Regions from separate parts of the Homo sapiens genome. Here region 1 is linked to region 2. Evidence: read pairs that join two places in POLR2A ChIA-PET (ENCODE). Cell type or tissue: Panc1. All regions are shown on one strand. Links, peaks and the distances in the headings refer to the core of each region. The heading gives the core; the rest is flanking DNA. Region 1 overlaps SKAP1 (src kinase associated phosphoprotein 1). Region 2 holds the start of HOXB13 (homeobox B13).

Region 1 (11,728 bases), core at 1-8,000, 560 kb before region 2:
AGCTGCAAACACCTCTGTGGTTTCCCTTTGTTTCTTTCATGTAGTAGTTCACTCTATTGGCGCGCACTAAAGTGAGAAGGGGGCCTCAGAGATGGAATGGTATAAGCAACCATTTTTTGGCCCTCCTAAAAGCAATCATTTGCTTATAAGACCACAATAGTGTGGTCTGTGTCTCCTTTTGGCTTAGTTTTTCCACAATTTCAGAGTTGGGGTTGGGGGCAGACTGAAGGAGGTACGGGTGGGAGGGGTCTGTTTCAGGTTTTCCTTGGTCAGGGATTTTATGTATCTAAGGATGATTTGTGCCTCCAGGGTTGCTTTTTATTTGACATAGCACATGCAAACAAATGGCCAGTAATTTCTATAAAAAACGAACACAGAGGAAGTTTTATTTTTGGTTACCTGGAGGTTACCTTTTCATGATAGGGAAAGGTGATAAGTTCTCATTACCTAAGACCCTTAATGTTAGACTACTGGGCTGATGGGTTGGAATTTAGTGAAACTCTGAGGTGTTGAAGAGTCACTCATTAAAATAACCCTGTTACTAACAGTCATGCTGTAAACTGAGCTCTTTATAGATTGAGCAATCAATACTACAAGGCTGTGATAGATTTTCTAGGTAACAGAATGAAATAAAAGAAATTACATCTTACAGGGTCATTAACACTCAATAAGGATGAACCGAATCCCTTCCCCCCTATTCTGATAAGATCTAGTTAGGCCTTCAGAATGTTAGCAATTCCATCAGAGAAAAAAGCACAGCATTCAAGGAACAGGATCCATCGAGGTTGGAGAAAAGTACTTGGATTTTAAAAGTAACTCTGCTAGCCATAGCATCTTTTGGGAAAAAAGGAAGAAGGGAAAGGTCAACTTGCTTATATATATTTTTCTCCCCAAAAGCATGTTAACACCTGAGAAAAGGCTGGGCGTGGTGGCTCATGCCTGTAATCCCAGCACTTTGGGAGGCCAAGACGGTCGGATCCCCTGAGGTCAGGAGTTCCAGACCAGCCTGGCCAGCATGGTGAAACCCTGTCTCTACTAAAAGTACAAAAATTAGCCAGGCGTGGTGGCACGTGCCTGTGATCCCAGCTACTCGGGAAGCTGAGGCAGAAGAATCACTTGAACCTGGGAGGCAGAGGTTGCAGTGAGCGGAGATAGCGCCATTGCACTCCAGCCTGGACAACAGAGCGAGACTTCATCTCAAAAAACAAACAAACAAACAAAAAAACACACACCTGAGAAAAACTAAGTAGCCCAAACTTGTGTAGCTTGTCTATGACATAGGAATTCACACTGTCCTAGAGCTCCCTGCCTTTTAAATGCCTTCACTGGGGCTGCCTGCCCTTCCCCCAGACCTCTATCTTTTATTGTTACAAAACTAAATGATGACATTTGGATTTATGTATTTTTCACCATTTCTATAGCGCCTTTGGAGAAAAGGCAGTATATAAAATCAATCGATAAATAAGTAAACACAAATAATAAAAATTCCTGCCTCAGATTCTGCAGAGAGAGCAAAAAGTCCTCCTGTTTTTTAATCACTAAGTCACCAATCATTATAACTGGTGGGAAGTGTAAACCATAGAAACATATTCAGAGCTTGCTATACTTTAACAACACTTATTTTGGAGGCAGGAAGCATGAGGAACAAAAGGTTTTTTTTTTTTTAAACCTACTTGAATTATAGCTGTAGGAACAGTTAAGAAATAAATCTCCTCTCACCTCCCAGATATAACCTTAGAGAAAGAGGTGGAAGGAGGAAATGAGATGAGGGAGGAGTCTGAAACTGGATTCTAGACTTTGCTAAAAGATCAATGCTTTCTGAATGGAGTTTAATATGAAATTGGCCATAGGAAGCTTACAGTTACTCCACCCAAGCTGTCCACATGAAGTGTTTCTTTTCTGCACTGGTGATGGAAGTTGGTTGAGAAAAGATATATGTGGAACATGGGCGGGTCAGAACAGATTTTCATTTGGAATTCTGTACAGTAAGTAGACAACAGAAGGAAATAGGTTTCAGAATGGACCTAATCACATGTGTTCACTATCATGAGGTACTTGCAGCTACACTCACATCCGTGCATCACACCCGCCTCCACTGCTTTCTTTCTCTCCTGCTTTGGCGCATGACTTCTGAGGCTGCATCTTCGTTGTCTCTTCTCTTCCCTGGGAGAAGCTGGACCCTTAGGAAGTTGGGTCCTGAACCTTTTAAGTATTCACTTTCTGTAGAGAATGAACCTAGAAATGGGGGTTTTGCTGGATGGATAAGGAGAGAAGAAAAAGCACAAGGAAAGGAGAGAGGAGAATAGGAAAAGACAGGGCTAGATAATGGAGAAGGAGCAGGGAGGGAAAGAGGGCAAGAATTCCTAGGCTTAAGATTTTCATAGACTCCCTAAGAAAAATATCAGCCAGTATCTAAATCAGTCATGATTAGGGCTCTGCCGACGGAACGAATGTCCTTGAGGTGGCCCTTGCAATGTGCAGCATTCCTTTACTGACAACCATGGAATAGGTCCTTGGTCCACTTAAGGAGGCTTCAGAGGGGCATCTGACCTTAGAAAGGATGGGCTCACTAACAGCCTGAAGCATGGTTAACAGTCTGGGATGAATAAGATGTAATTTTATATTCAACAAACCTGTTACATATTCATTTCCAAATGTGCCTGGAATCAAACCAGGCTATCAGAAGTCAGCATCACCAAGGAATTTTATCTTTCACCCTGTGTTCACTTTTCAGATCTGACACATTTCCATTCCCCTCTGAACTTGCAATCTCCGGGCCTCTCAGAGAGGAGACATTTCCATTCTTTCCATTCTCAATCCTCTGATCTCTTAGAGATGAGGCAATTCTATTTTCACTGTACTGATATAAGAAATATTGATAGGAAAAAATAAATGTCTGGTTTGGCTTCCCACCCGCTCTAGGATAAATCTTGGCTGTTCTGGGAACATTAATTAAAGTGAATGTATGGCTGCTTTTAAAGTTTAGGTATTTCCCTACCCAGTCACTTTATTTAGGGCTTTGGGGTTCACACACAGGTACCCTCTTAATTATTGAGTTCAGTAATTTTTGTAGTCTCAGAGAAAGGTGCTTTCTCTAATCAGAAGCCCATAATGTCCTACCCAGTGCCTGTGCATTTAGAAGCTCTTATACCTCCTTTTCGTCGAGTGCCACTCTCATCCTCTTCTAGATCATGCTCTTCATCTGGGGGGATAAATGATCAGTATTAGCAATTAGTGGTTCACAGTCTCATGTTCTTTTTTTTTTTTTTCGAGATAGAGTCTTGCTCTGTTGTCTAGGCTGAAGTGCAGTGGAACGATTTTCGGTTCACTGCAAATTCCACGTCTGGGGTTCAAGGGATTCTCCTGCCTCAGCCCCCTGAGGAGCTAGGAGTACAGGTGCCCACCACCACGCCTAATTTTTGTATTTTTAGTAGAGATGGGGTTTCACTATGTTGGCCAGGTTGGTCTTGAACTCCTGGCATCAGGTGATCCACCCTCCTTGGCCTCCCAAGGTATTGGGATTACAGGTGTGAGCTACTGCGTCCAGCCAGTCAGTCTCATGTTCCTTATACGGAAAGGTCCCCTTTCTCTGAGCTCATCATACTCTCTTCTTTAAGGAAAGTTTAATTACTGTTGTTTTTTTTTTTTTTTTTTTTTTTTTAGGCAGAGTTTCACTCTTTGTTGCCCAGGCTGGAGTGCAATGGTGTGATCTTGACTCACTGCAACCTCCACCTTCCGGGTTCAAGCTATTCTTCCCGAGTAGCTCAGCCTCCCGAGTAGCTGGGATTACAGGCTCACAGCACCATGCCCAGCTAATTTTGTATCTTTAGTGAAGATGGGGTTTCTCCATGTTGATCAGGCTGGTCTCAAACTCCTGACCTCAGATGATCCGCCCACCTTGGCCTCCCAAAGTGCTGGGATTACAGGCGTGAGCCACCGTGCCTGGCAATTACTGTGTTCTTAAAAAAAATATTAATTTGTCACCTTCAAACTGGCCCTCTCCTTCCCTTCCCTTTCATTTATTCATAAGCATGTTGAAGTGCTCATTACATGCAAGACATTGCACTAGGAACTGGGGACAAGCAATAAACAAGACTGTCAGAGTTCCTGCCCTTGTGGAGCTTCCAGTCCATTGGATTATTTAGATGTCTATCACCAGAATCCTAATCCTTTTCCTCAAACTCCATTTCTCCTTCCCTCTGGAATTCTCTTCAAAATTATTATCTCTATGCAAGCATTCTCTCTAGTTTTAAGCATTCTAGAGTTAGGATGTTAGAGTGTGTGTGTGTGTGTGTGTGTGTGTGTGAACAACCCTCTGTGATTGGCTGGGTGCGGTGGCTCATGCCTGTAATCCCAACACTTTGGGAGGCCGAGGCGGGCAGATCATGAGGTCAGGAGTTGGAGACCAGCCTGGTCAACATGGTGAAACCCCGTCTGTGCTAAAAATACAAAAATCAGCTGGGCCTGTGGCGGGCGCCTGTAACCCCGGCTACTCAGGAGGCTGAGGCAAGAGAATTGCTTGAATCCAGGAGGCAGAGGTTGCAGTGAGCCGAGATTGTGCCACTGCACTCCAGCCTGGGTGACAGAGCAAGACTCTGTCCTGGGGAAAAAACAAAAAACAAAAAACCCTCTTTGATTAATTAGTCCTTAATCCTTAATGTATCCATCTTTGTTCAGCTGTAATGGAGGCTGGTCATGTACATAATTTTATGTTCCTAGTACTTGGGGCTTGTAGTTATCTTTTTACTGTTTTTATTCAGCATGTCTTGTTCATTAGAGTATAAGCTCCTGAGGGTAGCTGGAATGGTCTTTTAATTAATTGCCGTAGATTCACAATGGGTTCTAACTCAATGCCAGTGTCTAACTCCAGTCAAATGTTTATACGGTCAAAGTCATAACATAATTGGCCTAAGTTTCTTACTCCCATTAACCGGTTTCATCTCGTCACATTACCCGATAAAATAGGAATTGGACCCTTATAATGTAAATATGTGTACCAGAATCATATTTAGCTATTTTATACATGGGGCAAAGTGAAGAAAAATACACTCGTTATTCTTTTCACTACCACCATGCTCTTTTCCCACTCTCTCACTCACACATATATACACACATATGCACAGTAGATAGGGTATAGTAAGCAATGTTTTGAGGGCTGAATACTCAGCTCCTCCTGGCCACATTTACTTTCCTTTCTCCTGAGTCTTAATGACATTTGCTTGTCTTGCTTCTCCATAGTTTTGCCACTAAATGAAACTTTGACATTTCTCTTTCTTTTTTTAAATGTAATGTTTATAGGGCAATATGAGTTCCGGTATGCCAAACTGGGGAAGTAAGCTCCAAGCTCATAGGTAAGAAGGAGCAGCATAAAAATATATTAGAATACTATAAAGCATTAAAGGAGTAATTGATTTCAAGTAAGAAAGAGACTGATATGGCCAGGTGTGGTGGCTCATGCCTGTAATCCCAGCACTCTGGTAGGCTGAGATGGGAGGATCACTTGAGCCCAAGAGTTAGACACCAGCATAGACAACAGAGCAAGACCCTGTCTCTATAAAAAATAAAAATAAAAATTAGCTAGGCACAGTGATGCACACCTGTAGTTCCAGCTACTTGGGAGACTGAAGCAAGAGGATTGCCTGAGCCCAAGAGTTTGAGGCTGCAGTAAGCCATGATTGCGCTACTGCAGTCCAGCCTGGGCCTGGGCAACAGAGCGAGACCTTGTCTCTAAAAAAAAAAAAGGACGGATACTCTGGGAAATAAAATATATATATATATGCCCTACAATATAGTATGGGAAAAGGAGCACTTTGACTCAACAGTTCTTATAGCCATGTATGATCTAGCAGCAGAGAATGTTCTACTTGACACCTGTAGTGCTCCCTCAACCCTACCACGAGGAATAAAACAACCTAAGCTAATGGAGGAGTGAAATCAAATATAGGAAACAGATCATGCTGAAATAAACCACATTAAACATTCTTTGCACATTGTCTTCTCGTTACTCGTCCACTTCCTTCCTTTCTCAGCTATGATGCATTTCTTTTTTGACATGGGACTAATTTTAGGATTGGAAACATTAGAGGAAAAGTTGGTACAACCTCAGTTTTAGAGATACCCAATAATTTGGACAGAGAGCAGCTCTTTTGTTGATATCAAACAACTCCATCACAAAGACCAATAATTTGCTGTGCTTAGGCACTTTTGCAGAGGTTTATTCTACCTCTGCTGTCTGTGCGCAGCTGTCTCTTCCTCCCAATTCTAATCAATGTAAATTGGGTCAGATCTCCACTGTGAATTACAAATTGGATCCGAAGTTGGAGGGTCACAGTGCTGCTACTCCACCTCCTTCCCACCACCATTAGATGGGAAGCTTCACCAAAGATCTTTTCTAAATAAATCAGACTTTATTGTAAAACTCGGCCACTGACGAGACATAACCTCATTAGCATTGATTTTAAAATAAATTATTGAAAGTGGCTTGCCTGCTCTTTGCATTTGTAAAATAGGAGAATGTAAATGTATTTGCAATGATAAAAATGAAAACTAAAACTTAATTCCTTTATTCTTTTGGGCAACAGCACTTAATCTAGTCATAATACAAAGATGGAACAATAGAAATGTGTTCTATGCAGTTCAGTTCCAGACCAGTTACTCTTGATTTCCACTGCACTTTTGGAATCAACTAGAAAGAAAAAAAAAACATTGGCTATAGAGCTTTTATATCATTCACCGCCATTACTAAGCTCTACGATGATGGATGTAAACGGGGAAGCTCCAATCCCCACATCTGTTTTATCTAACACCGTCCTTCCCAGGTGGCTGAAAGTAGGCTCAAATCAAGAAGCCTTCCCATTGATGGGCTTGGCGCTATGCCTCTGGGGTCTTTGGAAGACTGGGTAGGGGGCACTGTCACATAGTGAAGGAAAACACCATTCACAGCTGGTTGTGAAAATTACACCCCTAGACACCTCCCTAGGTTCAGAGGGCACAATACAAATAGGCATACAAGTTATCTCAGATCTTTCCATGAAACTGAACAGGTGTCTTTGCAACCCCAGAGTCAAAGACAACTATTATATGGCAACAGAAAAAAAGTCTTGTTGCTCACAAGAAGGGGTGGGTTAAATAGCTAAAGTTCTCATTTTTATTAATCTTTAATGTGACACTTTAATTTTAAGAGACTATTTTGAAAAATATTTTTTAGGCTAAAGAGCTTGTTGAATTTCTTTATAAGAATATTATTAGGCATTTCAGCATTATGTCTACTGAAATACATCTTCATTTAAGAGTGAATTAAAATTTATGTGCTAGCTCAACTTTAAACAGTAATGGATTATAATGGTCCTTGCTCCTAACAGGGCATATGGGACCCCAACCTTACATAGGTTTTAAACAAATTAACCTCTAAAGATTACTGTCCACTTATCACATTAAATGCTCTACTTGATCCCCAAATATCTCATCTCAATTGGGAAAACAGTTGAAGAAGATTCTGTTAACTGTGTGAACATGTAAGAGAACCATGGGGCATCACAAATGAGCATCAGTATCTGGAGAGTCGATTTCAATAAACATTCTTGGCACAATGTCAGGGACACTAATGAGAGGCTGAGAGGAATAGGACACTGAATCCACCTCAGAGGGACAGAGAGGAGCCAGCAGCTTCTCATGACACCTGGCTATTTTCTGAAGTGCTGCTCTGACACTCCTCTGACATTGGCTACACTGATATCAGAAAGAATAACATTAGAAAAAAATGACTAAATCAGAAAGAGGGGAAATCAGTTACTTCCCCAAATAAAGAAAGTGATAAAAGCTTCAAAAAATGCCAACTGTGTAAATGTGCAACCAGATGTCAAGGTGCTGTGGTGACAGATGCAACAGAAATACAGATAGACTCAAGGTGCAAAGGGGACATGCAGAAAAGTAGAAATAAACTGCTCCCCCGCATGCACAGATATGTTATAAATCCACGGATGTATAGCACCTCATCAGACAACATGCAAAATACAAGCAAGATGCTAATAACACATTTAATTCTCTGTTGTGTATTTGGTTATCTCAACTGTTAGCTCAAAATATTCGCATCCTATTTCAGTGATATGGGCTTGATGTATAAGATATTAAACTCAATTTGTGCTAACTGCAACACTTGGAATGCACTGAATTTAACTTCACAAATAATACCTAAGCATCTACTAACTGGGGAGAAAGACCTGAATACAAATCACTGGTGAGGGCTAAAACAAAGCTTAATTCCAGTTGAGTATCTGGGAAGGTGTCACTGAGGAGACATATTTGAGCAGAATGTGTATGATTTCACAGGCTGAGATCAGGGGGATGGTCTAGGTAGAAGAAACAACATGATTCTAGTTTTGGTGCTGGCCAAGCAGCACTGTGTGGCTGGGGCTCAGTGGGCATGGGAGTAAGACAGAGAAAAGGCCAGAAGTTCAGAGGAGGCCTGATGTTGGTGTTGACTCTTCCCTGATGCTCTTTCTTCATAAACTTTGTATTTTTGGTCTCTATTTTGTTTCATTTCCTTAGACTTCTTATCTTCACTGTTCCCCCTTCCTGTGGGTCTGAACAACTGTACAGGGGGAAAAATAATTCCACAGAATGCTTGTTTCCATTTGACTCAAAATTTTAAAAACTCAGTTATATGCTTTATTTTAAAGCAATCTGGTTTCTAGGTTTATAATAACACCCTGGGGCAGTGTGGGCAGCATTGGAATGTGCACAGAAATTCCCAAAGATGGCTCGTCATCTCTCTTTCCATTTGCTCTTCTGAAATCTCTCTAGAGAACACAGCCAGATTCCGTTGCCATTGCAGCTGCTACAAGGCCCCAGTTACAGCACTTCAATGGTCTCAGACGTCTTGCTGGATCCCAGCCTTGAGACCTCAGACAAAGCGAAACCTGACAAAAGTTGTCCTTTTATGGAATCTTGAATCATGGAGCTGGGCCTATGCTGGCCTGTAAAATAACTTCGGTGGTGGTGGTGGTGGTGGTGAGAGAGGGCTCAGAAAAGCCTCCATTTTCTACATATTGCTTTAGCATTTCTTTGTGGTAGTTCCCTGCAGTTTAATCTACTGCAAATGAGATCCTAAAAAAATCAAGGGCCCACATATGCTCAACACGGATGTTCAGAAATTCCACCAGATACCAACCTTGAAACCATATTTTCCAGGACTAACGTTTTTGTGGCCTGGCTGAAAACCTTGAGGGCTCTGGTTTTCCCTCAAGGGGAGAAGAGTGCTAGCCACATAGCAAATGCTAATTATCCCATGATTAATGTGATGGAGTGAGTTTAATGTGATGACCCATGCGTTATTTTGATTACAAAAAAACATTTTTTATTGACTTGGTATGTATTACATACACTTTTCTCCCTATTAGGAAGCCCATCTAAATTATACTCTGGAAGGAAGGTCTCACTTACATGGCTTTCCCTATAGAGACAGTGTGGGCTTGTGTGGGCCCCATCCCAAAAGGGAGGATTAGCAGAACCGTCAATGTTAAATATCCTCCACAAAGCACATTTACCTATTATAAGGAAACAAATGTTAGAGGCCCACATCATTTGACTCTTGATGGGTATGCAATGTTAGCACAATCCAATGTTACTGTAGGCTGTCCCTCCACCCAGCACCTGGCCTCGTAGTCAAAATGGGCCTGAGCAGAAGGTGCACTCCACATTCCATCTGCTCAGGATTTTCAGTTTCACCTGCTCCATACACATAGCTGGAAATAACCAACTGGACTGTCTCAGGTCTGGTTCGAGAGGGCAGGGACCTAACCATCCCCAGTTCTTCAAGGAGGTAACACTTCCTGTTTAAACACCATCACATTAATAACAGCCAGCATTTACTGAGTACTCACTGTATGCCATTGTTTGCCAGGGTTCTGTGCTAAGAACTTTACACATGTCAGTTCCAGACTCCTCAGCACATCCATCTGAGACAGCTACTATTGTTTTCCCTGTTTTGCAGGTAATACAATCAGACAGAGAGGGCAAGTAACTTGCTCAAGATCTCACAGCTAGCAGGTGGCAGAGCAAATCCATCCTGATTTAGAGCTAGTATCTGTGCCTAGGATACCATTGCTGTCTCATGTGCCGCTGCTTGGTAGATGGTCTTATGAGAGGGCAGCAGAAAGGAGACAGTGTTAGGCCCCCTCACATTCCCTTCTTAATTTCTCCAGGTGTGGCACTATGCAAAATTCAAACAGCAAGTTCAGAAGCAACAGCTAAGTGGAGTGGACAGGAAGCTGGGTGATGGAAACTTGTGGCTGAAATATTCATATCATAATTAAATGCCAATATATCCCACCTCCAACTCTGACTCTAAGAACTGTGATGGATAGAGGCTTATGGGAAAGAACCTGTTGGCTGGGTACAGTGTTGTCCTTTGGAAACTAGGTGCAGTTTAGCTGTTGTTTCCCTAACCTGCAGAAAGAGATCCTGGATTTCCTACTGTGTGGCCTTCCTCACTTCCAATGGGCAGCTGTTGTGGATAGAGGTTAAATGTACCTACAGATGAGTCTTCATGCCCTTGGGGCCACTCCAACATACCAGCTGGTGTAAATTTTGGAAAAATGCCCTGATACTCTGGGCGGTGCTGCATTGGCCAAGGGGAGGAGTTTAGGAGGCAGGAGAAAGATGGTCATTAGGAAGCCAATCATACCTTCATTGCCCACTCCTGGGGTAAGGTGACAGTCCCAAACTCATCTTATTTTTTGAGGACTCTTCCTCTTTATTCACCTTTGCTCTGTGTCTCTAAGCATCAGCCCCCGCCCCCCGACTCCTTTGAAAACGAAACATGGTGCAGAAAAAGGCCCTTTCTTTCCACCCGAGAAGGTTCACTGAGGTTTTCCCAGAGCATTCTTCCACAGTTGTAACCCAAAGTGGAGTGTCACCCGGATATTTCCCCAAGCCTGGGCAGGAGTGAGCAGAATGTGAGCTCACTAGGAAGATTCTGGCCAAGCTGGGGAATGCATCTCCTTTTAGGGAGTATTGTGAATTAGATCCATTTCTGCACCCTGCTGTTGCAATGGAGCCGACTGTGAAAGGGAAGATTCTCAGAGGAGCTGTGTTTTAATGTAGCAATTTGATTCAATTTTCCACTCTATAAAATTACCCATCACTGCTCGTTGCTTTCTAACAGACACCTTCACTCTTAATTTAACAATCCTATCGAATTCTGCCAGGGAAATTGGAAAAATTTATCACCTGTGAAATTTTATTTTCCTTTGGTTGTATCTGTTTTTGTAAAACTTCATTAACGACGATGACTTGCTGAGGAAATTATCATTTTTTTTAACGTCAGACACAAGAAATGGCTCGACCTCAACCAAGATATCATTTGCATAATAAAACACAACAAAAAGGCTGGAGAAGTCGGGACTGGTAGAGGCTGGAAGTGCTAGGAGAAGAAGCAGGCTCTCCTTGGAGGGTGGGTGAAGTCCCCAGCAGGGCAGGGACATGTGGTCACAGTCCTGCCACTTGACTCAGGAAGCAAAGACGTAGCTTCTTCCCCAGGAAGAGATGAATGCAGTGTGGAGAGGGTTGGACGCTCTTCTTAGGAAGCCTTGAAATGCAAGTTGCCTACTGATGATGCTTTCAGCAACCAGCCCTGTCTTCAGGGACTTGAGTGTTAGATTCACCTTAGCTCTTAGGTTCATCTGGGATTGAGGTTCATCTGGGTTCATCTGGGATCTAAATTGTTATA
Region 2 (8,676 bases), core at 1-8,000:
CCGACCCCACTACTCGCCACCGACCCGCTGCTCGGAGCTTCGGTTCTGCGGGTTGTCCAGACTTCAGGCCTGTGCGCTCAATCGTGGAGAATGCGCCGGCAGGCCCCCCACCCCCAGCCTAAGGTGCAGGAAGGACCAGCACGAACCCGCTGGCTTTGCTGCGCGGCCAGGAGATGAGTCCCACCGGGCACTGAGCCCAGGTACAGGACATCAGAGAATGAACACAGAGGCAGAGGCCCTCATGTCCCTCTCAGAGTCCCGGCTCTGCAAAGAGCCCGTCTGTCTCCAGCTTCCAGAATTCCGCACTGTGAATCTGTCTACGTGGACTGGGAAAACAGGGTTGGCACCACTCTGCCACTCCGTTTGTGCCTGGGAAGGGCTAAGTATGCAAGGCTACAAACATCTACTTCACTGGGATCCCAAATGCTCAACAAACCATGACCTGCTTTGGTCAGAACCACCAGAAATATTAAGGGAAGACTCAGAGAGTTTGGGGGAGGAAATTAATGGTGAATTACCCAGGCACTTTCTCAAATCTCTTTTTCTCTGGAAGGAAGGACTGACTAGGGGCAGCCTGCTGGCTTCATTTTCACACGACAGAAAAATCATCGTATTAAGGATGGGTGCTTCCAAGACCAGTGGGTACACCCTATGGGGTGGACAAGGAGGGAGGAAGAGACAGCCTCTACAATTGTCCACCTACCCAGCTGTCAGCTGAGAAAAATGCTAAACGGACATCACAGCCACACAACGAATCTGCCCGTTCCCCTCTCCTCAGTCTTCCTGCTGTTACCAGGGTGAGAGGTGTAATGGAAGGGGGTCTGAGAGAAAGCTTCCCTGCAAAGGGATCGCCTTCCAAATTTATTCATAATTAGCTCAATTCATGAAAGCGGTTTCTAAAGTGCTCTACAGAGCTCTAGATAGAAAATATGAGGCTAACGATCATGGCAGCTAGTACTGGTTATCGTGATTATTGCCACTGTCAGGATGAATGATTATGACTGGGCCAGGTTCTTTGGGAACCCTGGTGGAGTGGGCTGTCACATGGGGTTCCGTCTCCCTGCACATACTGGGTACCCAGGCCGCTCCTGAGGAACAGTCCAGCAGCCAGTGGCCTGGGAAGGGTGTTGTCTCTAGGGGCCTCTCAGCAGAGTCCTTGGCCCCAGCCTGGGCTTGGCAGGTTCCTGGTCTCCCCAGGACACCCCCACTTTCGCTCCTCCCACCCAGGCAAGGAGATCTCTTAAGGGGTAGCGCTGTTCTTCACCTTGGCGAGAACCTTCTTCTCTTTGACCCGGCGGTTCTGAAACCAGATGGTAATCTGGCGCTCCGAGAGGCTGGTGGCTGCCGAGATCTTGCGCCTCTTGTCCTTGGTGATGAACTTGTTAGCCGCATACTCCCGCTCCAGCTCCCGCAACTGCCCCTTGCTGTACGGAATGCGTTTCTTGCGGCCGCGACGAAAGGCGCAGGCGTCAGGAGGGTGCTGCCCGCTGGAGTCTGCGCGGCGTGAAAGGGAGGGAGGAAAAGGCATGGTCAGATACCCACCCATGCAGACCCAGGCCTTGCAAGCCCCAAGCTAAGTCATCTCACAGGTGCACACAGGTCACCCTACAGGCGCACGTGCAATCCTGTTCCTCCAAAGCATACCAGGACAGCACCCTGGCTTCCGGCTTGTTCTCTCACCACCGCTCAGCCTTGGCTCCTGAAGGCCACCCTCACCCATCACTGCTCTCACACCCGCGAATCTGCAAACATACCCACACACCACACACAGTCAGGCCTTTGCCCACCATCACATACGTCCAGTCTTCATGCATTTCCAGACTCTTGGCCACTCTTTTAGATTCTACAGGCAAATTCTGGAAACACGTTTCTGCCCCCACTCCCAATACATGCGCATACACACACACACACACACATTAACCCATCCCAGTGCACACACATATGTCACGGCTGCAGGAAACCTAAATTTTTCTTTGGAAATTGGAAAACTCATCTAATAGAAAGTGAGAGGTTGTATTCTCTACAGTACATCCAATACCTTTTTACCCATCTCCCACACCCACTCCCCACGCACCGAATTGAGAGTTATTTAGCTTTTGTGTAGAATTAGTTTGGAATTGTGCTGGGTAGGGACACCCTGATCCCCACTCAACAGCAAAGAGATCTAAACCTCTCAGACATGTTGAAAGGCTGGTCCCAGGGCCTCCTGGAGAAGTGAGGTGGCCTTCAGGCTTCAGATAGCACCCAGCTCAGGCCCCTCACACTGACCTCCATCCAGGCCCTCCAGCTACTCAGACCTCCTTCAGAGTCCTAATAACCAAGGGAGGAGCACCAAGCTCATCCTCACCAGCTCCAAGTCTCCCTCCTCCTCCTCCCAGGGAAATGCCATTGGGACCCACAACCCCAGGCTCAGAGACAAGGGGACCCAGGGTAATAGAGGTACCTGCAAATGCTGCCTTCCAAAAGGGACCTGGTGGGTTCTGTTCTCCCTGGCAACACATCTGGCTGTTCCAGCCACCAGCGAGAGCCCAAGACTGGTAACTGTCCACAGGCAACAGGGAGTCATGTCGCGGTTCTCCAGGAGCACCCAGAGTCTGCACCACAGACACGTCCAGGTAACTGGCCATAGGCTGGTAGGTTCCCGGATATCCCGGATAGAAGGCAAACTCAGTGGGGCGGCTGGGGTACTCTTCCCCGGCCGTGGGAGTCTCCGCGGGGTACGCGGCCAGGGTGGCTGCCTGGGCACAGGGTTTCAGCGAGCTCCGGGACACTCGGCAGGAGTAGTACCCGCCTCCAAAGTAACCATAAGGCACGGGAGCTGGGGACGTCCCCTGGGGCACCCCAGGGCATGGGTGGCATTGCTTTGGCGGCTCCGCCGAGCCTGGCAGATCCAAGGGGGCATAGTTGACAGCAGGCATCAGCGTAGGCGCCGCTGGGTGGCTGGTCAGAGGGGAGTGGGCGACCAGATTCCGCCCCCCTCCCGCTCCCAGCAAGCCTTCGATATCCTTGGCTCCATCCAAGGTGGCATAATTGCCGGGCTCCATGGAGCCGAGGGTCGGCTCATGAGGTGCGGGGGCGGGGAATCTAGGGGGCACCCAGCTCGCTCTCCCCACCCAGGCCGGGGGAATCCAAAGCGTTTTAAATCGCTCCCAGCTCGCAAGTCGCCTGCATTCGCTCAGCACGGCCGTCTTGACGCAAGAGACGCAGGGGCCCGGGCACGCGCGCTGATTGGCTGCGGCCTGGGGGAGAGAAGCTAATAAAATCCTAAAGGCAGAAACTGCGAAAATACTTTACCCCAGCTTATTCTCTCTCTCTCTCTCTCTCTTTCTCTCTCTCTCTCTCTCTCTCTCTCTCTCTGTCTCTGTCTCTCTCTCTCGCTCTCTCGCTCTTTCTCTCCTCTCTCTCTTCTCCCTCTCTCTCTTCTTTTCCCTCTCCACTCCTCTCTCTCTCATTCCACTTAAAAACAACAAGAGAGAAAAGGAAGGAGGTGTCCTTTCGCTGCTTTCCAGTTTGCAGAGTCTCATTTACACGTCCGGGGGGAGGGGAGGCGTGGTGGGCGGAGGAAGAGGGGACGAGGAGCCGGGCCCCACCTCCTTCTCCTCCTCTCCCTCCCTAGCTTTCTGTCTCCTGCGCTTTGACAGGTTTAACGAGAGAATAAAAAGCTCTCTCTATAAAGTGTCCATCTCCTGGGGGGGAAGGGGAGTCGGGGGTGGGGCTGGGAGGCCGCTCCCGGCCTCAGAGGAGAACCCGGGAATGCGCCTGTGTAAGAGGAGGCTGGGAAATGGGGGTTAATAGGTATTTCTGGCAGCCCCTGGCTTTGGGTCCTGGGTACTAGCACCCCAGTTCATTCCCGGTACCCTTCCTGTCCCAGATGTCCTGGAATGAGCTGCTCCGGGCCCCAGGGAGGTGCCCTGGACGCCCCTTACCCAGGGACTCGCTACTGCCCAGAATGCTCTGGAGGCCCTGATTCGGGTGAGGCTGAGGGAAGAGGCGGGAGACACGAACGTAGACGTAGAAGACATGCGATCTGGATGGAACCCAGGACACTCCACTTCCGGACCTGAAGGGGAAATGGAGCCTCTAGAGTGGCCTGTGGAAGGGTCTGGATTTCCCTTTAAGTAAAGACATACGGAGGGACGGAGACCCACAGGACTTGAGGGAGGGACGGGGAGAGGGAGAGATGAGACTCAGGGACAGCAACACAAAGAGGGAAAGAGAGAAGCTGACAGAGCGGATGGGACAAAATCTTGTAAAATCCTGAAGTGTCAGTCAGAAAAGAGAAAGAAGAGAGGCACTTTCCCCCTTTTTTGGGATCTAAAGAAGTCTGAGGAAGCCAAGCCTGGCTGACTGCCAGAAACCAGCTGCGGGAGTTCTGGACCCCAAGAATACAGACGCCTGTGTGGAGATGCCAGTCTCCCTGCCCTGCAGTCCTCTCCCTATGGTCTGCAAGGGGCCCAGGAAACTGTCCCTGATACTGGCATACTCCCACACAAGCTGAGTACCCAGAAAGCCCAAGACCCCTATCTGCCTCCTGCAAGCTTTAAACTTCCTTACAAGGAAAAGGGAATGGAAGGGGAAACCCCAGCCACTGGCAGAATTGCTTGAGGCCCCTCTGTTGGGGCCTAATGTGCAGTGCAATTCAGAAGAATCAAACGGTTTGTTTCACAAATCTGTCTTTAGAGGTTTTCCGCTTCCTTTACTACCCCTCCCAAATCAAATCCTTCTGTCTGCTTTTTCTAGAACTCCCAGTTTTTCTGGAGAAGACAGGAATGTTTCCATTCTACACGAGGGTCTTGACAATTATATGGAATGGCTTACCCTAAACTCTGGGCAGACTCAATCATAGCCTCTCACCAACCTGACCTTGAACTTGAGCCACTTTGTGGGAAAGGGCCCACAGGCAGTAGTGTACATCACTCCTAATGAGCATTGCTATAATTGAAGACACCAAGCACGAAATCTTCACTAGATCGCATTTGAAAACAATATGGAAGAAAAGGGAGGAGATGTCTCTTCAGTGCTTTCCAGTTTCTCACCAGAGTTTCTTGCTTGTCTAATTATGAACTGCAGAAATATCCAGACTTTTACCTAAAGACTAAGAATTTTTCACCAATTTTTACTTGGTAGATGATAGATATGTAGGGCATGTCCACAGTTTTAGTTTCCACTAGGCAAACACCCACACATGCACATTTATTCATCCTTGTACAGTAGAGGCATTAATAGATCCCTAAATTTAAAAAATAATAATAGTCATAGTCATGCCCTATGACCCAGCAATTCCATTCCTGGGCATAAACCCAACAGAAATGAACCTTTATATCCATCAAAAGTCATGTACTAGTAGGTCCACAGCAGCTTTATCTGTAGTTGCTCAAAGCCACCCATGGCAGCGCACGCCTGTAATCCTAGCTACTAATCCTAGTGGAGGTGGGAAGATCGCTTGAGCCCCGGTGTTCAAGACTAGCCTGGGGCCAGGCACAGTGGCTCAGGTCTGTAATCCCAGCACTTTGGGAGGCCAAGGCAGGTGGATCACTTGAGGTCAGGAGTTCGAGACCAGACTGGCTAACATGGTGAAACTCTCTCTATACTAAAACTACAAAAAAAAAAAAAAAAAAAGCCAATTGTGGTGGTGGACACCTATAACCCCAGCTACTCAGGAGGCTGAGGCAGGAGAATCGCTTGAATTTGGAAGGCAGAGTTTGCAGTGAGCCGAGATCGTGCCACTGCACTCCAGCCTGGGTGACAGAGCAAGACTCCATCTCAAAAAAAAAAAAAAAAAAAAAAAAAAAAAAAAAAACCAGCCTGGGCAACAGGGGTAATAGGGATAATAGGGATACCCCATCTCATAATGAAATCAAAATATAGTAGCTCAAAACTAGAAACAACCCAAAAGTCTATCAGCAGTAGCATGAATAAAGAAAGCACAGTATAATTATACAATGAAGTACTACACAGCCATTTGAAAAAGAATAAACCACTACTACACACAACATTGATGAATCACAGATATGTGGATGAAAGAAGCCAGACACAAAAGAGTAACTTTTGTATGATTCAGTTTCTACATTTCTATGCAGTTCAATGACAAGCAAAATTATGGTATAGTGATAGAGGTCAGAATAGAGATTGGCATGGGGAGAGGTCTCCTGACTGGAAAAGGACATAAAGAAGCCTTCTGGGGTGCTGGAAATAGTCTCCATCTCAATCTGTCTGCTAGTTACAAGACTTTGTTCACTGTGAAAATTCATCAAGCTATACACTTGGTATTTCTGCACTTTATTGCATATCAGCTATATCTCAAATGTTAAGGAAAATAATTAAAAACAAAAATTTTTTTAATTCATTGCAACACTTCCTGAAACTGTGCTTTTGGATGTATAGCATTCTTATCCATGTTCATTGAAATAAGTAGCCAAGTGCATGTAACTGCAGTGTTGTGGAATGCAGAGATGGTTAACTTAAACTTGGCGGGAGTGAAGGTCACCAGCTGTGCTGGAGACCCTCCTGTAAATGGATACATTTCAATACAAATAAATTCTATAGTGCTTGTTTTATTTGCTTTACAATTTATTTAGCATCTGCTAGATCCCAGGGAACAGTTCTGGATCTCATTTTTCTTTCATTTCATTTCATTTATTTTGAGACAGAGTCTCACTCTGTCACCCAGGCTGGAGTGCAATTGTACAATCTCAGCTCACTGCAACCTCCGCCTCCCAGGTTCAAGTGATTCTCATGCCTCAGCCTCCTGAGTAGCTGGGATTACAGGTGTGTGCCACTATGGCCCAGCTAATTTTCTATATTTTTAGTAGAGACAGGGTTTTGCTGTGTTGGTCAGACTGGTTTCGAACTCCTGGCCTCAAGTGATCCCCCTGTCTTGGCCTCCCAATGCGCTGGGATTACAGGCATGAGCCACCACACCCAGCTTTGGATCTCATATTTATTAACACTTGGGTATGTGCCCCTATTTCCTGTACATAGGTATGTGTGTGCATCTGCCCATGACCTATCATAGATCTCAACCGGCATCAGGTAAAGTAAGATTAAGTCTCCTTATCTGTAAAATATGGATAATAATTCTTTCCTCACATACTGTGATGATATAATGAGATTTTGCACATAAAAGCATTTCACAATCTGAATAAATATGAGCTCTATTTGTATTCCTCCATGTGTTTCTGTTTCTAATGAATTACAAGCAACCTGCTTTTACCTGAAAAGGACAGTTGCCCTAAAGAGTGTCAGTCACTTCTCACTTGCCCCCTCAGCCCTGCGTAAGCTACATAGTTCTCGCATCGGGAAACTGAGGCTCAGAGCCTCCAAGTCCTCCCTGGGGCTCTACATGGGTTCAGCGGGGAAGTCCCTGCACAACCCAGGCGTCCTGATCTTCCAGACTGACTGGGCTGAGCCTGGCCTTCCCCTAACCCCACAGATGCCTTTGTGTCCTGCTGGGAGCCTCCTGGCAGACCCTCCGGGAGCCCGGAGCCTCCCCCAGCTTTCTTTACTGACCCAGCCAAAAGCGCTGAAAGCCTCAGCGTGCTCCTTTACATACCCGCCAGACACCTCCAGGAAGGTAAAGGCCAAGTTGAAAGTTAAGAGTCTGTTTACCTCCAGGAGCCCATTCAGCTCGGCCCCACAGACAGCCTGTGACCTTTACAGCCCGGCCTTTGAGCGCGGCCGCCGCGCCCCCGGGGGTTCCGGCAACGGGGACTTGGCACCTCGGTGTCAGCTCCCGCCCCCACCCAGGCTAGGGACCCGCCAACGAGGGGTGGGGGCGGGAGGCGCCCACCCGTCGCACTAGTGGGCATTTGCTAAACTACGTTTTATTTTTTTGTAAAGTGAGCGCCCGCTGCCTTCGTTCTCCCAACTGGAGCAAACTCTGTGGCGGCGACGATGGCGGCCGTCAGGTCGGTGGTGATGAATAGAGAGGATTTCTCTGCAGCGCGACGCTCCCCTCTCCCGAAAGGTTGGCTCCACGGTCCCGCCGGCCGCGCAGGTCTGGCTGAACTGCTTGGGGTCGCCCGGCTCCTCTCGATTTTATGAAAATGGCCTAATTGAGGTGTGCTCTTTTCTTTCCTTCCTCTTTTCATCTTTTCCTTCCGTCTGCATTTTCTCTCCTCTGTCTTAGGCTTGGTATCTTCTTTTCTTTTTATATTTGTGTTTTTCTCACCGCCTTTGCTTCCTTCCATTTCAGTTATCTTGCTTTTTGTGTGTTCTTTCTTGATTTCTTTCTTTCCTTTTCTTGTTATTGCTCACTCTCTGGCTCCGCCACCCACCCCTTGCTCTATCTTCATTTTCCCTTTAGTACTTTTCTCCCTATCTTTCATCTCACTTACACTATTTTTCTCTTTGTTTGCTTTTTCTTCCTCATTTTTCCTTCTTCAGTTTTCTCATTTTTCCTTCCTCCTTCCTTTTTTTTCCTCTCTCTTCTCTATTTCTTTTTTCTTTCTCTCATCTCCGTTTTACTTCCCTTCCTCCGCCCGCCACACACGTTTTTCCTTTGCAGCGCTCTCGCCCAGTTTTTCCATTGTTCTTCTCTGAAGTCTGGAAAGGGCCTGCGGGGCTATAGCTCTCAGCGGCCGGAGCCTGCGCTTGGCAGGGGACGGCCTGGAGGACGGCCTAGTGTGGCTGGTGGGTTCGCGGAGCCCTGCCCTGGAGCTCTGCCTGAGGCTAGAA

Evidence for each region. Peaks named below come from ENCODE experiments on the same cell type or tissue, not always from the same donor. Only the 100,000 strongest peaks of a DNase experiment are listed, where the experiment ranks them.
Region 1: POLR2A ChIA-PET joins it to region 2 with 21 read pairs; 2 of 35 experiments call an interaction of 5 or more read pairs at or near these places.

The regions. Positions count from the first base shown.
Region 1 is chr17:48,167,458-48,179,185 of GRCh38, forward strand. SKAP1 (src kinase associated phosphoprotein 1) reads right to left here. Exons shown (of 13, transcript NM_003726.4): 10 at 3,152-3,202. Among named protein-coding and RNA genes, the nearest start is that of MIR1203, 17 kb to the left of the region's middle. In Panc1, for the core only: no CTCF peak of the experiment used is centred there; no DNase peak of the experiment used is centred there.
Region 2 is chr17:48,725,550-48,734,225 of GRCh38, forward strand. HOXB13 (homeobox B13) reads right to left here and starts at 3,201. Exons shown (of 2, transcript NM_006361.6): 1 at 2,444-3,201; 2 at 1-1,494. The coding sequence starts at 3,044. The coding sequence ends at 1,241. It overlaps LOC105371811 (a long non-coding RNA gene), which reads left to right and starts at 7,434. Exons shown (of 3, transcript XR_934823.2): 1 at 7,434-7,573; 2 at 7,840-8,676. In Panc1, for the core only: no CTCF peak of the experiment used is centred there; no DNase peak of the experiment used is centred there; H3K4me3 peaks cover 2,224 bases; H3K27ac peaks cover 1,307 bases.